2 separate regions of the Homo sapiens genome follow, and region 1 is linked to region 2. The links are chromatin loops, found by intact Hi-C in ENCODE. Cell type or tissue: endothelial cell of umbilical vein. All regions are shown on one strand. Links, peaks and the distances in the headings refer to the core of each region. The heading gives the core; the rest is flanking DNA.

Region 1 (9,107 bases), core at 417-8,416, 560 kb before region 2:
TTATCTGGCCCCATCCACATTCTGCTGATTGGCCCATTTTACAGAGAGCTGATTGGTCCGTTTTACAGAGAGCTGATTGGTCTGTTTTGACAGGGTGCTGATTGGTACATTTACAATCTGGCTAGACACAGAGTGCTGATTGGTGCATTTACAAACCTTGAGCTAGATACAGAGTGCTGATTGGTGTATTTACATACTTTAGCTAGACATAAAAGTTCTCCAAGTCCCCACCAGATTAGCTAGATACAGAGTGCTGATTGGTGCATATACAATCCTCCAGCTAGACATAAAAGTTCTCTAAGTCCCCACCCAACTCAGGAGCCCAGCTGGCTTCGCCTAGTGGATCCCATACCAGGACTGCGGGTGGAGCTGCCCGCCAGTCCCGCGCCACATGCCTGCACTCCTCAGCTCTTGGGTGGTCGATGGGCCTGGGTGCTACGCAGCAGGGGGCAGTGCCCGTCGGGGAGGCTCAGGTCGCCAGGGAGCTCACTGTGGGGGGGCTCGGGCATGGCGGGCTGCAGGTCCCAAGCCCTGCCCCGCGGGGAGGTGGCTGAGGCCCGGCGAGAATTCAAGTGTGGGGCAGGCGGGCTGGCAGTGCTGGGGGACCCAGTGCCCCCTCCGCAGCTGCTGGCCCGGGAGCTAATCCCCTCACTGCCCAGGGCCGGTGGCGCCGGCCAGCCACTCCGAGTGCGGGGCCTGCCGGGCCCGCGCCCACCCCGAACTTGCGCTGGCCCGCGAGTGCTGTGTGCAGCTCCGGTTCCCTTCCATGCCTCTCCCTCCACACCTCCCAGCAAGCAGTGGGAGCCAGCTCCGGCCTTGGCCAGCCCAGAGAGGGGCTCCCACAGTGCAGCGGTAGGCTGAAGGGCTCCTCAGCATGGCCAGAGCGGACGCTGAGGCCGAGGAGGTGCTGAGAGCAAGTGAGGGCTGCTAGCACGTTGTCACCTCTCACTAACTGAGGGGGAAGTCCATCCAGATGGTTGAGGGGTCTTAGAATTTTATTTTTGGTTTATGTAATTTATAAGTGAATCAGTTCTTTCACACTTCAGTTCCCTATCCTTGTGTGGCATCATCTCTCTCTCTTGATCATGCATCTACCTTTGGATTGGCGCTTGGCAGTTTCGTGGGACTCTCTGAGTAGACACACGGAGATTTGCAAAGATCTGTTTTACTTAGATGTCCGAGGAGGAATATTAATTAATTTTAGCATGCCACCTGCAGCTTGTAAGCCCAGCATAGTTCACAGATCAAATGCTTGCATTCCAGCTGCTGGAGCTCTAAAGTTAAGTGGTTAGGATTTTTGCCCTCAAGGAGTCCTCAGTCCAGTGGAGAATCCAGATGCACAAACAAACATTGATGATGAAATATAAGTGTAGTAAAGAAGAATGTGGCAAATTGTGTAGGGGTGAAGGGAAAGCTTCCCCTTCACTCTCAGAAGGTTCCGTGAAAAATTCAGTTCACAAAAGGCAGATTAATAGGAGAAAAAGGATACTAAAAGAAACTGACCAAACTTACTTGATCATAGTTTATTTGATCATAGTTTCCCATGACACAGGAGCCTTCAGAATGAAGATTCAACTCCCCAGTGGGGTACAGGAGCTTGTATATCACCTTGAGATTACAGAAAGAACAGGAGCTTGGAGCATGGCCAAAACCAGGTTATGGTGGTAAATCAGATTTTAGTGAAGAGACAGGTTATGGGAGGGAGAGAAGGGGAGGCTTGGCTATTAAAAGTGGTCTTGGTATGGAGATAAAACCTCACAGGTAGCAGCCCTCAGAGAGGATAAATGGACAATGTTTCTTTCGGATATTTAAATGTGTCAGACTCTTGGTTAATCTTTCCTAGATCTGGATTAGGGAAGGCCTGGTTGCGTTAATGCAGATTGCTAATGATGCAAATTTCCCCCACAAAAGACAGCTTTGCAGGACCAGTTCTGTTTACTGACCCCCTGACAGCCATCCCAAAATATGTCAAAGAAATATATTTGGGGCTGAAATATTTTTATTTCCTTTAGCTGCCATGGGAGCGTGGATGAGAAAGCAATTCATCTCGAAATGGAGATTAGTAAATGTGAGCCTTAGAGAGGACAGATGTCTGAGCAGAGCTTTGAATCACATGTTAGGGAGGTGGAGTTTGGAAGGAGGAAGGCATGATGCTGCGAGAACACGGTACTTCTGTGGAGTGGTCAGGGGAGAGTGGCTAGAGAAAGAGGTGGACATAGTGAAGGGCCATGAGGTTTGAACTTTGGACTTCCTTCTGTAGATAGGAGTCTTCAGAGAAAGTAGCATAATCACAGCCAGGTGCCATTTGGAATTTTACGAGTGAGGCATCCAAGTGTTTGTTCAATGCTTGTAAACCAACCTTGTTGTAGGTGTGGATTCATAAACTGATTTACACACTTGGATAATGGGTTATTATGAGCCAATTATTTCTTAGAGACTGAAAAAGTTCTTAGTAACTGAAACCTTCTGCCTCAGGACATAGGAAGGGCAGGATAAAAGTAATCAGGCTTAGAATGTTTCTCACCAAGACCAGTTTGAGCAAGATTAGACATTTCAATAGTCAGATCTTTTCTCTTCAGGGCAGCTGTAGCAGCATAGCAAGACTCAGATGTGAGTGCCAGGGTCTGTTTAAAGCTTCCTCACCAGCTGTGAACTCTTTGGCAAGTCACTTCTTTGATTCTCAATTCTTCTACTATAAAATGAGGAATATAATCATATCTATTTGTTTCAGAGGTGGTTGTGAGGATTAAACAAAATTAAATGAGCTAATATAAGCATTTTTTGGATGTCATAAAGTATTGTGAAAAGTATGGGGTTATGGTTATAACTATCAAAAGTAGAAGTCTAACTGATTATAAAAATACCAATAATGATTATTATTTATTGAAGGTTTGTTTTGTGCTGGCCCTATTCTAAATTCTTTACATATGTGATCTTATAATTCTTATAGTAATCCTATAGGGGAGGTTTTTACAGAGAAGGAAACTAAGGCTTGACAAGGTTGAACAATTCATAAGCAATAGAGCCAGAAATCAGAAGTCATACTTTGCTGACTACAAGCCTGGGCTTATAATCACTACTTTTCCAATCAATCTTTTATTTTCATTTTTTTTTTCTTTTTTTATAGATAGGTCTTACCTATGTTGCCCAGGCTGGTCTTGAACACTTGAGCTCAAGTGATTTTCCCACCACGGCTTCCTAAGTTGAATCAATCTTTTCAAAATGCTTGTTTTTTACTTTAAAGTTTAGGCAACTGACAAGAAATTATCAACACATCATCATTGCAGAATTACTAGGCTGAAGTTTCTCATGTTCCTTCTATCAGAACTAGGAATCTACAGATAGAAAATGTGATCCCTTTTTTTTTCTTATATATGAACACGAGCTATTATTGTTGACTACAAATAAAATATGCTCTGAGTTTTGTTGTCAAAATATGACTTGAGGAATAGTTTAATATGAAATTCATTTCTTTTTTTAGGGAGGCAAAACCACACAGTCTTTCAAATTATGTTCTCTATTATTTTGTCCTTTATTGACAAAACTGTTTAAGAAGAATAGAGCACAGAAACGCTGGAACACTGTTCCTCACCTCCTACTCTGACATCTAAAGATCCATCTTCCCTTGAAGAATGAATAAAGAGGACATAGTTTGTCACTTTCAGGTCCAAGAGATACTGAGAAAACTAAAATAGGGGCAGCTGTGTTTCCATAATGTTGTTGAGTATTCAAAAGGGCTATATAAATTGAGCTTTTACTTCAATAGTGTTGAAGTTTTAAAAAGGGGTGGACTATAATTAGTTATACATACACCATATTAGAAACCCTGAGTTGGTCTAATTATTAACAGGGTTAAATCAAACCCAGTGTCTGTATTTGTTGATGGAAACCTTGCTGCATCTCTGGGATATAATCTCAGTGGCTTTCATCCCATCTTTCTCTAAATGGGTGTCAGTGCCCTAGCAATGACCTTGGGTACTGGAATAGACTCAGGTCTCCCCACGCATGGTTTTGCTGCCAGGCAGTAGATGGCAGAATTGAGCTTGACTTTTATGGTTGCCTTTCTTCTCACTTGCCTCCATTGGTGAAGTTGAAGTACTCTTAAGCTACTTGTTAAAATAGCTTTTTTTAAAAAAAAAAATCACAAATAATTCTATGTGTCTGTTTTATTCCATTTGAATCTCATACATTGCCTACCGTATAATGCTTTTTTAAAGAAAAAGCTTATTGGAACTATAGTTGATTTCTTCCTCTTGTTCCAAGGTTTTCTAATCTCAAAAGGACATCACCCTCATTTTAATACTTTTTTTACCTCTGTTTTCTTTTATCCAATGTTATTAAAGCTTTCTTCTATCCTCTTCCCCATCATTTAAAAAAATTTAAAAATCAACACTAGATTTTTTATTTTATGTCCTTCAAATTATTCAGACAATTCTACTCGTCTTAAGACTGTAATAAAAATTCCTATCTCCACAGTGTGGGAGAATTGTCAAAGAAGGCAGGATCCTCTTCTGATGTAGTAGGTTGGTGCAAAAGTAATTGCGGTGTTTGCTATTTCAATGGCAACAAGGCACAATTACTTTTGCACCGACCTAATAAATGTGGGCTTTGATAAAGCTACTGTCACATACAACTTGAAATCATGAAGAGGCCCTCAGGACAAAATCTAGGAGTTGATTGAGAAAGAACAAATGGAAAGTTTGTGAAAGCAGAAATCTTCAAGTAGGATATTTTGTTTAAAGATGGGAGTGTTATGGGAAAAGGCAGAAGCCATTTGACTCAACCCTATTACTGAAGGCTGAAAAGAACATATATTTTTTAAAAATCTACCATTGAAGTAGTTTAGGAAAAATGTCTGTGAGCTGCAAACCCCCAAAGGAAAAGAACTAACTGAGAGGAATACCTCTGGAAGAACATGTTGAGATGACTAGGGTACAAATTGGGCCTGAAATTCAATGTTTATTCTGGAGAGACTAGATAAACACTTAGTACTTTAGCAGTAGTAGAACTAAAAGAAGGTACTTAAATTGGCTTAGGGTAGAAGTAGATTGCAAGAGCTCAGCCTTGAATAAATTAAATTAGTCAATTGTTTTACTTACTTATACATAATATGTACCCTGTATTTCTTCATGCTAATAGATAATATGATTTTTGCAATTTATCTGCCCTATGAAACATTTTATGGAAGACCTCAGGTAGGAAGGTTATTTAAGAGGAAAAAAAAGCAAAAGGGACAGATATCAAGGTGGAGATAGCCAAAAAACTAGAGAGCCTTTCCTGTGAGACTGCCCAAGACTTATTTCTTCTTTTTTTTTGCCTTCCCTTCCCTTCCTTTCCCTTCCATTCCCTTCCCTTCCCTTCCCTTCCTTTCCTGTCCTTTCCCTTCCCTTCCCTTCCTGTCACTTCCCGTCCCTTCCCTTCCCATCCCTTCCCTTCCTCTTTCAAGACAGAACAGAGTCTTATTCTGTTACCCAGGCTGGAGTGCAGTGGCATGATCTCAGCTCACTGTAACCTCCACCTCCTGGGTTCACGTGCTTCTCCTGCCTCAGCCCCCTGGGTAGCTGGGGTTACAGGTGTGCACCACCACACTCAGTTAATTTTTTGTATTTTTTGTAGAGACAGGGTTTTACCATGTTGGCCAGGCTGGTCTTAAACTCCTGACCTCAAGTGATCAGGCTGCCTCAGCCTCCCAAATTGCTGGGATTACAGGCATGAGCCACTGTGCCCAGCCCAAGGCCTATTTCTTTGCAATAATTTACACAGTAAAATCCAAGATTAACACTTGAATTATTGCAACGCATTCCTTCCATTTTTCCTTCCTTCCTTCTTTTTTGCCCTCACTCCTTTTCTTCTTTCCTTCCTTTCTTTCCTTTCTTTCTCTCCTCCCTCCCTCCTTCCCTCCCTTCTTTCCTTCCTCCCTTCTTACCCCTATCCTTTTCTCTTCCCTTCCCTTCCCTTTCCTTCTTTCCTTCTTTCCTTTCTCTCCTCTTTCCTTTTTTTTTCCTCAAAAAAATTTAAAGAAGGTTTAGGGGCACCTATGTACTATTTAAAAAAATGATAAAGAATGTGAGGAAGAAAATGTCCATGAACACTATTTTAAATGCCATGTCTTAATATCAGTTTCCCTTGTTATTTTCCTAGCCAGTCTTTGTCAGGGAAATAGCAGTCATTTTCCTAAGCCTAAATTTAACAGACACCTGATAACTCTGTATAGTACTTGCTGATAGGAACCGAAGTAAACAAGAGTGACGCATAGCAATGTTGTCATTTCTACTCTACCGAGTCCATGTGGGTATGGAGATAGAAAGAATGTGACTTGATTGAAAAGGAATTTGTTGTTGAATGAGAGGTTAAACTATGTTCTTAACTTTTAATCCTATGTGCAAAGCCTTTTAAATAATTTGGAAATAATATTACAAAAGGAACAATTTAACCTAAGTTAGTTGTACTCTACCATTTCTTTTTCAGAGAGAAGAATCAGTAGAGCTACATTTTCTTGGCACTCCAAAATGTGGATTTCAAAACTGTTAGTTCAGAAGTGTTCAACTTTTGCTGCCCACTGGAATTATCTGGAGAGCTGCAAAAGGACACTGATGCCTGGGCTGCACCTCCTAGAGGTCTTGATTTGATCAATCCAAAGGAAGGCCTGGGCAGTAAATTTTTAAAAGTTCCACAGGTAATTCCAAGTTGGGAACCATTGGTAGCTGGAGTAGAAGACATTTATTAAGTAATGACACAAAATGAGGTTTGGGACAAACTTTGTATATCAAGTGAAGAAATTTATCCTGTAGGTAATGGTCAACCTTTGGGGTAGACAGATAAGTGCCATAATTTTGTTAGTTTTTAAAGTGGATTGACATGGGGAGCATTGAACAGCAGGCTTCAAGTGTTGCCCCCACAGTTCATGATCCTGCAATTTGCAGGCTTGCTCTCATTTCTGCAGTCGCTTTCACATTTTGATTCTGTCTTCCCTCCCTTGTCTCTTAAACTCTGGTAGTCTTGTTAGTATGCCCTACTGTGGCATCTCCATTAAGCATGATTTGTTCTATTCAGGACTTTCTCTAAGTTATACCATTAAAGAAGTTTCCTAAACCTCAATAATTGTTTGATAATAAAGGTAAAGCCTTAAGTCTATTTAGTCTCTAAGTCTCTTCAGTTTTGAATATGTATATATGTGCGTGTGTGTATATATATATGTGTGTGTATATATAGATGTGTATATATATGTGTGTATATATGTATATATATGTGTATATATGTGTGTATATATATGTGTATATATATGTGTATATATGTGTATATATATGTGTGTATATATGTGTATATATGTGTGTATATATGTGTATATATGTGTGTATATATGTGTATATATGTGTGTATATATGTGTATATATATGTGTGCGTGTATATATATATATATGCTACTCTTTTAGAAACACGTTTCTTTTTCAAATAACCTAAAACTGACTCCTTTTCAAGAAAAATACAGTGAATAGATTTTTATTTTACATTAGGAAATGTATGGTTTATAAACTGGAAAATCAAATGGCATTGATTTTATCAAATACATTACAATGAGAATCACCTTTAAAAAATAACTACTCTACTTAATTTAAGCCTCGAGAGAGTCCTCATTGCCTGGACCAGGGACTTCCTTAAGAAATATTGGTTAAATAAATGTGTCAGAAAAAATTATGAAAGTCTTTAAAATGAGCAAAAAGGGTTATTTGTGTCTATAAAGGTCTATATCTTTCCAGAGTTATTTGAGTCTATAAAGGTCTATATCTTTCATTGTTTTGGATCCATTTTACAACTCTGTAAATTGAAAAAAAAAACTGATAGTAATGCAAATTATTTTGTCCAATGGAAATGAAAATGAACTTCATCCATCCTGTAAAAGGCATCTCATTTGCATCTTTAATAGATGTAAATTCATTTTCAGCATTTCTGATGGCCTCACGGATCAGGAGTCTGCAAGACCACCCTCAGGCTTCATGCACTAAAAGGACTCACAGGACTCAGAAAAAGCTGTCATACTCATGTTTGTGGTTTATTAGAGTGAAAGACTACAGATTAGAGTCAGCAAAAGGAAAAGGTGGGTAGGGCAGAGTCTAGGAGAAACAGGACACAAGCTTCCAGTTGGCTTCTCCCAAAGGTGTTGCATGAACAGCACTTAATTATCTTAGCAACAATGTAACACACATGTAAATTTTTGCATCCTATGAATCTCATCTGAGCCTTGGTGTCCAAGGATTTTTATTGGGGTTAGTGACAAAGGCATGCAGCGGCTATGGGACAACATTAACTACTCAGTCTCCAGCCCCCAGAGGTCAGTGTGGTTCAACAACTGATGCAGTGCGGTTCAACAACTTAGACGACAAAAACACTCCTGGCAGGCAGGAGATTTCAAGAGAGCTCAGAGGTCACCTCCTGGATGTCAGCCAAGGACCAGTCCTTTTTTTTTTGAATGTGCAGGGTTTGAGTAACCCAAGACTGCTGTGTTAACCTTTTTCTGGACACCTATATACATATATTTGTCTGTTCTTTGGATTCTCCATTGAACTGGGTATTGCTGTTACTGTTTTTGCCTTCCTAGTTCCTCATTAATGGGCTAAAATAAATCTTTGACACGTTTATGTTTGCATATGAGTCATGATTTTACTTTGTTTTTGTTTGTTTGTTTGTTTGTGTTTGTTTTTTTTTTTTGAGGCAGGGTCTCACTCTCGGTCAGGCTGGGGGGTAGTGGTGTGCACTCACGGCTCATTGCAGCCTCGACCTCGTGGGCTCAAGTGATCCTCCCCCCTCATTTTTTGATTTTTTGTAGAGAAGAGGTCTCACTATGTTGTCCAGGCTGGTCTTGAACTCTTGGGCTTAAGTGATTCTCCCTCCTTGGTCTCTTAAAGTACTGAGATTACAGGCACGTGCCACCATGCCCAGCAATTTTCCTTTTTTTCTTAAAAGTCAACCTTTAACAAATATGTGAGCATAAAAATTGCTAATACTTTTTTTTTGCTTATTTCTCCTGCCTACCGCCTTTCTTTCTTCTCCCTCTCCCCTTTTCCCTTCTCCCTTTCCCCTCTTCCCCCTTCTCCCCTCCCCACCCCTCT
Region 2 (9,107 bases), core at 457-8,456:
TCCCGTAAATTCTTTTAGGAAGTATGACTTTATTCCAGAGTAATGTGAAACAGCATTTGTTTTGCGAGAAGCTGAAAGGCTGAACTCAGTGACACCCACTCTAGGAAGTTAGTCCTTATCCTAAATTGAGGATTGTTAGAGGAAATTTAGGAATGGATTGTTTATGATAGAGTTCATTTGTTTTCTTTAAGGCAATATGAGCAAATGCCCTTCTCTTAGATGGTGGGGTCTGATGAGTTTCAGCCTTAGCAAGGGGTTCAGGAGACCAGAGGTGGCCTTCCTAGAACCAGAAAATCAGGACTGACTGGCTCAAAATGTAATTCCCTTGGGAAATTGAGGTTGCTTAACCATTGCTTCTCACACAAAGCCTGAACCTGGCCATTGAAAGGCCAACATGGTCCATACTACAGCTGAACATGAAGGTTTGTCTTCATACAAATTCTCATTCCTGGTCTGAGATCAAAGGTACCAACATCGCTCTGGTGGAAGAATTGCAGTAGGAAATAGAGCACTTGGCAGCATTCAGAATGCCATTACACTAGGCAGGCAAAGTTCCCCAAGTACTTGTTATTAAGTAAGATTAAAAGCGAGGATACAACTTGCTAAATTGACACTATCAAGATAAATGGTGTTCTATCTTTCTTGCAATTTTTTATTTCACTTTGAAATAAAGTACAACTCAAATTATCTGATGATTGCACCCTAGGAAAATGTTTCCAAAAAAAAGAAAAGAAAGATAAGTAGCTTTATTCCCAGGTAGCACAAAAACTAGCTTTCATTCAAAGCAGATGAGAAAGACAATGAACAAGAAGTAATGGTTCTCTGTATCCATTCAGCTTCCTGCCTGCAGGATACTGTTCCACAGACTAAAGGTAAAAACAAAGAGACACTTTAATCTTTCTCACACCCTGGGAGCTTTGATCCCATAAGCTGATTTTTCAGTACTAATTGTTATATCTGGATTCTGAACAAATGAAACTGAGCCTTCCCAGCCTCTAGTTCGAAGAGGCACAGGCATCTGTCCTCAGTTGACACACACCCAGCTAAAACATTGCAGCTTGGCTGGCCTTTTGTCATTGCTCTCTTGACAGCAAAATAACTATCATCTGGCTTGGTTGGATCAAAGAAGGACATGCATTTGAGGCGGGGCTGTTCCTTTACAGAATAACACTTCGTTATTATTACCTCTTTGGCGACATGATATGGAAATTAAAAATAAGCATCTTTTGATATGCAGCAGAAACAATCACCAGACCTGCAGACTGAACTTGACTTTTTGCCTAGCAGTCTCTTTGAAAAGAAACTGCTGCTTCTACAGTTCTTCCATCTTTTAGTGGTTGCTTCAGATGTTGGGTTTAAAGAAACCTTGAAGTATGAGTCACAAACAACAAGACAGAGGGACTGTTGATATGTCTACTCCAGTAGGGAAATGAGGATGCACTACAGTTTATTTGCAGGTCCTAATGTGCCAAACAGTAGAGCTTGTTTCAGCCTGTCCTAATCTCTGCCCCTAATCAAAGGCCCCCACATGAGAATTGTTGGTTACTCTAGTTTGTCACACATGTTATTAGTTTTCAAGCTGGAAAGTGTGGAGATGATTGTACATATGAGGAAGCTGAGGTCCAGAAAGCAGGAGTGATAACTTTAAAGTCTGACCAAGTACTTAGGTCCCATCTCAGGCTCTGTGCCACTTAAGAAAGCATGTCCCAATTAATTCATTTTTGGTTACACTTGTCAATTTTAAATTTTACCTTGGGTCACCTGAGTATGGATGGATAACAGAAATAATCCTACTCATAAAAATAAATGTGGGAAAGAGTTTAGAGGTGGTAGAAGTTATAGAGGCAGACATATGGTATAGACTAGAATAAGAAATAGACCACACAATATAGAACAGAATAAGATAATGAAAGGATAAAGAAAAAGAAGAAAGAAGGTGTCATTATGGGTTGAATTACATCCCCCAAAAGACATGTTGAAGTCCTAACTGCTAGTAGCTATGAATATAACCTTATTTGGAAATAGGGTCTTTGCAGACATAATCAAGTTAAAATGAGGTCATGAGGGTAGGCCCTAATCTAAATCTGACTGATGTCCTTAGAAGACACACAGGGAACGTGCCGAGTGATGACAGAGGCCGGGATTGGAGTGATGCCGCTGCAAGCCTAAAAACATCAAGGATCGATGGCCACACCAGAAGCTAGGAAAAGGCAGGGAAGGAGTCTCACCAGTAGGTTTCAGAAGGAGCATGTCCCTGCTGACACCTTGATTTTGGACTTCAGGACTTCAGAACCGTGGGAGAATAAATTTGTTGTTTTAAGCCATGCAGTTTGTGGTACTTAGTTATGGCAGCACTAGGAAACTAATACAGGGTCAGAAGGAGAAACCTGAACCTGAGATCACCCAACTATACCCCGATGTGAAGCAGAATTAAGATACTTCACCAGTTGGCTCAAAGGCTAACATTTTCAGAATTTTTTTCACCCTTCATAAAATCAAAGCAATCTTTACTTGTGCTCCATTTTCCAGCACCACTCTACTTTTTGTTGTTGTTGTTTTTAACAGAGCTCTCTGAAGCTAACTTGATTTCATTTGCCAGTTCTGTGAGTAGTCCAGAATTTAATCTGTCCCATCCTAGAGACTTGAGCTCATTTAGGACAGCCAGGTAAACTCAACCATCTTCACGCTGTCGTTCAGTCTTAACAACGTTCCATCTTCTTCAACCGGAAGTTCATTCTTCTCAATAGGCAGAACTGAAACCAGTTAGGATTTGGAGAAGTCCTGCCTCCCTGTGTCTATTGTAGTGGACTTCCGTTAGGTTTTGGCAAACACACAACTCTCCACCTATGTTGTGGGGCATCCCGCATTGTGCAAGATATTGCTGATACATGACACCTTATCCACTCCCTCCTCCCGAAAGTCAAAGGGAAGAGAACCCACTGCGTGACATTTTCCTGCCTGGGAACTTGCAAAGGGCACAAGGGACACAAAGCAACCCAAAGGTGAAGGGCTGGTCAGGGACGCGCTCTCTTTGTGCTTTGGCAACAGCTGCCTCCCGGCCACGCTGTTCTGCTAAGGGAGTGATTATTATATTTCCTCTTTCTTTCTTCTGATTTTTCTCCAATATACATAGTTCTTAATAAAAATTTCCTATACATACCTTTCTAATACACCTTTCTCACCTGAGAATGATTTCTAGATGTGGACTTGCTGGGTCAAAAATAACTCCTGAGGGTTCAGAGATGTATTAACAAATTGCTCTGAGGACACAATTACACTCTCAAGTAGAAACCACTTAATTTTGCCAACTTCATCATAAATTTTTACTCTGATAAAATTATAAGCTATATGTTTTTATTGTAAATCTATCTATTTGTAAATCTCCCCATAAACTAGAAACCAGACACATAATTTTGAAGGCCATGTATTTCTTATTAGTTCTCCATAAAACCAATTCATACCAGTTTTTTTGTTTTTTTCCTTTTTGAGGTGGAGTTTTGCTCTTGTCACCCAGGCTGGAGCGCAATGGTGCAATCTCGGCCCACTGCAACTTCCGCCTCCCAGATTCAAGCGATTCTCCTGTCTCACCCTCCCAAGTAGCTGGGATTATAGGCACATACCACTACGCTCGGCTAATTTTTGTATTTTTAGTAGAGACAGAGTTTCATCACATGGGTCAGGCTGGTCTCGAACTCCCGACCTGAGGTGATCCACCCACCTCGGCCTCCCGAAATGTTGGGATTACAGGCATGAGCCACTGCGCCTGGCAAAAATTGTGTCTTCATGAAAAATGCACGTCATCACTGGCCATCAGAGAAATGCAAATCAAGACCACAATGAGATACCATCTCACACCAGTTAGAATGGCGATCATTAAAAAGTCAGGAAGCAACAGCTGCTGGAGAGGATGTGGAGAAATAGGAACACTTTTACATTGTTGGTGGGAGTGTAAACTAGTTCAACCATTGTGGAAGACAGTGTGGCAATTCCTCAAGGATCTAGAAATAGAAATACCATTTGACCCATTTGACCCAGCCATCCCATTACTGTGTATATACCCAAAGGATTATAAATCATGCTGCTATAAAGACACATGCACATGTATGTTTATTGCAGCACTATTCACAATAGCAAATACTTGGAACCAACCCAGATGTCCAACAATGATAGACTGGATTAAGAAAATGTGGCACATATACACCATGGAATACTATGCAGCTATAAAAAAGGATGAGTTCATGTTCTTTGTAGGGACATGGATGAAGCTAGAAACCATCATTCTGAACAAACTATAGTAAGGACAGAAAACTAAACATTGTATGTTCTCACTCATAGGTGGGAATTAATAATGAGAACACTTGGACACAGGGTGGGGAACATCACACATGGGGGCCTGTTGTGGGGTGGGGGGAGGGGGGAGGGATGGCATTAGGAGACATCCCTAATGTAAATGATGAGTTAATGGGGCAGCACACCAACATGGCACATGTATACATATAAAACAAACCTGCACATTGTGCACATGTACCCTAGAACTTAAAGTGTAATTTTAAAAATAAATAAATAAAAATAAAAATTACGTCTTATTTGCCATCATGCCCTAGTAACTGTACAACATCTAACACACAGTTAGGTACATAATAAATATGGAAATAAATGAATTTGAATTGATGTCTGATGAGAAACCGGTTTTGAAAACCAATAACTTTACAGAGAATGTTATCAGTATTTTTTTTTCAAAATAAAAACTTCCTTAGTAACAGGACAAACAATTCAAGGAAGCAGGATTTCGCATCCTTGAATTATACTTCCAAGATTTTGCCAAACAATTTATTTTTTAATCTTTACTTTTGAATGAGTGATTTATTGACAAAGTACAAACAAAACAGCAAACACCAATACAGAAGTGAAAGGAGAACTCCCCATGCCTAGGCCTGAATCCTCCGTTTTCCTTTCTAGAGGCAAGCGCTATTACAGCCAAACAACATTTTTCAATGGTATCAATTCACTACGAAGCATTTTCAAAATTCCATCAATCAACAAACACCATTCCTATAGATAAAGGCATGCTTTGCTAAGTTTTCTGCAAGTGCTCTTTCTGCCCTTGGATGAGGATGTAGCTCCATGATGATGAATGTCACCTGGAGATCAACATCATTTCCCACACTACCCTTGTGAAAGGAGCAAACATCTGTGGAATGTCTGTCTGGCCTTCTCAAAGCAAGCATGAGAGCATGCTTGTGTGTTCCAAGGGTGACATCCACTGGTGTACAATTATAACTGCAGGTAGCAGGCCTTCCAAGATCTTCAGATGAGAAATCCTTAACTCGAATGCTAACAGACACAGTGATTCTCAGACATTCATCCATTACTCCTGACTTTCTAAACACAGTAGCCAGCCTTACCTATTTCGGATCACAGAAGAGAAGGTTGAATTGTTCTGCATCAGCCATAAAGATGTGCCTCTGGACAGTCATTCATCCATTTGTCTCACAAGTAATATTGAGAATGAACCAGATACATGCCAGTTACTGAACACCTCACACAGTATTAGGAACAACGATGAAAAAAAAGCACAGTCCTACCCTCAAGGGCATTTTCAAATTTGAAAGAGAGGTGAAACATACACAGGTAACTATTGGATATGGCAGGACATGGCAACTTCTGCACTCACGTGTGCATGAATTTTGCCCTGATTTGTTATTTCATCTAGTCTTCACAACAATTTTTAAATATTGAAAATGTTACCATATTTTCAGCAGAATTAACAGGTAGAAAAACCAAGGTTCAGAGAGATTAAGTGGCATGTCTATGGTTACACAGCAATAAATGTCTGATTCCAATTTGGCATGATTCCAAAATCCAGACTTCCAGCACCACCCGGTGCAATCCACCAGCTTAGCTCATAGAGCAAAGGCAATTCCAATCTTTTCCAGGGTTTCTAGCCTGCATCTTATGTTTTAAAAGGGTATCTCTATCACAGATTCAGTAGAGAATTTGTATTCCAATAAAACTACTATCAGAGATAGAGTAAGATTATAAATATATAGGAAATCTTGAAAGTCAAACTCGGTAGAACATTCACTCTCTATATTCAGATTCTTAAGTTTTCTGCCAGCTCCCCTGAACAGAAGACTTATTATATCAATATAGGTCCTTAAGCTGGGCAACATGGCAAAACCCCATCTCTACAAAAAATACAAAAATTATCCAGACATATAATTAGGTCCTTAGATATACGTGCCACCTCGCCCAGCTAAGATATATAGGTCCTTAGTTTGTAACTCTTGTGAGTCAAACATTTCTAGAGAAAGAAAATCTGGCTTATACACTTGGACACCAAAACATACCAGTTGTATCAATCATGATTTGATCAGAGAAGGAAAACCTCTGGGAAGTCACGTATGTAATAGGAGATTATCACAGAGATTTGATCTCACACAATCATGAGAGATGGTCAAATAGTTGACTTTCTGCTGTTATTTTCACATTTATTACTGTGCCTGAGGTCAGCAAGGAAGACATCCAGGAAGGAAAGATAGTTGTGAGGTGAGGGAGAGCAATGACAAACTGGAACCAAGAGGACAGGCTGGAACCTGTATTGGCCCCTTACGGCCTCCCAGTCTCCAACTTCAATGATGCTAGTAACCTACAGGAGGAGGGGTGCTCTTTATAATGGGGCTAAACATGCACTTGGCCCGGGAGAAGCAGCAGCTGGGAGTGGTCCAGTGGGAACCGGAGGTGCCCAGCTGCTGTCCATGACAATAGCATGAGCCAGCAGACCCTGGACCATGTGTGCGCCCTGCACCAATTATCTCAATGTAAAAATCATATGGCCCTGGCTATTTTTACCTTTCAAACTGTATGCAAAGTATCTCCTATGACCCACACTAACCTGGAATTATGCAGTGAAAGAAATTCTGGGAAATGTAGCTCCAGCTTAAATACACCAACATGAGACAAAGCAAAACACATTATACATGCAGAATTATTTTGCTGGTGTTTTATTTAAATGTGAATTATTTCTTTCTCTAAACCACAGATAAAGCCCATTTTTGCCTATTTGGCTAAATTAATATATCAATTATTATCTAATGGCCAGATAATAACAAAGAAAATAGGTTCTTAGTCATGAGACATAATCACATGAACACTTAGTTTTACCCAAGGAAGGTATCTTGCAGGGAGAAAATAAATGGAAAATGGACATAAAATCCATATCCATTCTGAGAAAACCCCAAATTCTTCACTAATCTCAACATGTGCTTGAATTCCTCCTATACCTCTATGCCCTCATACCCAGGAAGCAAGGATCATTTTAGCCAGAGCAGCAGGAGACCAGTGCTGGAAGCCTAGGCTTCTCTTCATTCAACCATTGACAACATGAGATTCTGTCAGCTCATGACTTGATGAAGCTGGAATCTGAGGTTACACCTTCCAATTATACATTGCATAGCTGTTTACTTGGTAACCATGAGGAAGGCTTCCCACTCGCCCCTCTTTGGCATTATTGAAGTAACCACCACAGCCAATGATCCTGGAGGCTTACAGAAGTTCTTCAAGGACACTCCTCATCAGGATTCAGATAGGACAGGACTCTAACAGCAGTAGAATGAATGCATCTCTGGTCATTACAACACAGCCTTTCACATTCAACCATTTCCAGACTCTCTTCTGGAGAGTTGGTAGGTTAAATACCAACTCTTAACTGATTAATCAAAAGCAGCTTAATTCTTATTTTAAAAATGTGATTTTAGCATAGAATTAAATACTAGCTACAATCTTCCAATCTGAATACTCAATCTAAAATCTGGGTCTACTTTCTATTATATTCAATTCATAATGTCAGTTTTGAGAACAAATCACATGACAGATCAAAAATATACTGTCAACCATTTGCAAATATATGACTATTTATGATAATGGGATATCATACTTTTTAGTAATCTATGCTTAAACAGGCAGGAGACCTATGAGTAGCAAAGGAATAACAATGCTAAATCTCCTCATACACTTTGAACTCTATGTTTGTGAATTATCATGACTTGATTAGGCTGATAGCATCCTTGTCTCTGGGTTACTCCAAGTTGAAACACTGAATATTTGACCCTATAAGCTAATTATTATTGCTGTGGAATCTGATCAAAGTATTGAGCTTGTTATTTTTAGAATACATAGTAATTTGTGCACAATGTATGAAATTAAATATTTTTTGTTCCACATTGAAAACAATTACTGGTGGAAAGTAAATTATTAAAAATAGGTCACTGTATTGCATAAGAAGGTTCATATTAATGGGTTACTAAATACCAGAATGCTGATCATAAAAGAACAAGGCATTGCTATATTTGGCCAGGGGAAATTTCTGTGCAGTAAGTTCATGCTTATGTGACAAAGAAAGCAGCCTTCCAATTGAAGTCAGAATAATTTTTTTAAAATATATATTGCATGCATAGCACTAAAGCATCAATCCAAATTCATGTCTAAATGTCTAAAAGGCATTTAGAGTTTGGGGACTCACACAATAATAAAGGCCTGAAATAAATGGCCACCCAATCCCAAAGATAATCATCTGAGAGAAAGCCCAGTAAAAATGATATTGTGTATCCTTGATGAACATTGATGCAAAAATCCTCATTAAAATACTGGCAAACCGAATCCAGCAGCACATCAAAAAGTTTATCCACCATGATCAAGTGGGCTTCATCCCTAGGATGCAAGGCTGGTTCAACATATGAAAATCAATAAATGTAATCCAGCATATAAACAGAACCAAAGACAAAAACCACATGATTATCTCAATAGATGCAGAAAAAGCCTTTGACAAAATTCAACAACCCTTCATGCTAAAAACTCTCAATAAATTAGGTATCGATGGGACTTATCTCAAAATAATAAGAGCTATCTATGACAAACCCACAGCCAATATCATACTGAATGGACAAAAATTGGAAGCATTCCCTTTGAAACCTGGCACAAGACAGGGATGCCCTCTCTCACCACTCCTATTCAACATAGTGTTGGAAGTTCTGGCCAGGGCAATTAGGCAGGAGAAGGAAATAAAGGGTATTCAATTAGGAAAAGAGGAAGTCAAATTGTCCCTGTTT

Evidence for each region. Peaks named below come from ENCODE experiments on the same cell type or tissue, not always from the same donor. Only the 100,000 strongest peaks of a DNase experiment are listed, where the experiment ranks them.
Region 1: it touches region 2 in a loop (10-fold over the local background); 3 of 110 quality-filtered maps call a loop at or near these places.

What each region holds. Positions count from the first base shown.
Region 1 is chr1:185,648,535-185,657,641 of GRCh38, forward strand. GS1-204I12.4 (a long non-coding RNA gene) reads left to right here. Exons shown (of 3, transcript NR_188649.1): 2 at 6,469-6,676; 3 at 7,943-8,634. All of the region lies in intron 1 of LOC107985239 (a long non-coding RNA gene), which reads left to right. Among named protein-coding and RNA genes, the nearest start is that of GS1-204I12.4, 6.6 kb to the left of the region's middle. In endothelial cell of umbilical vein, for the core only: a CTCF peak has its summit at 4,014 (motif pointing right); no DNase peak of the experiment used is centred there.
Region 2 is chr1:186,207,558-186,216,664 of GRCh38, forward strand. No RefSeq gene overlaps it. Among named protein-coding and RNA genes, the nearest start is that of PRG4, 84 kb to the right of the region's middle. In endothelial cell of umbilical vein, for the core only: a CTCF peak has its summit at 5,269; a DNase peak (open chromatin) is centred at 5,224.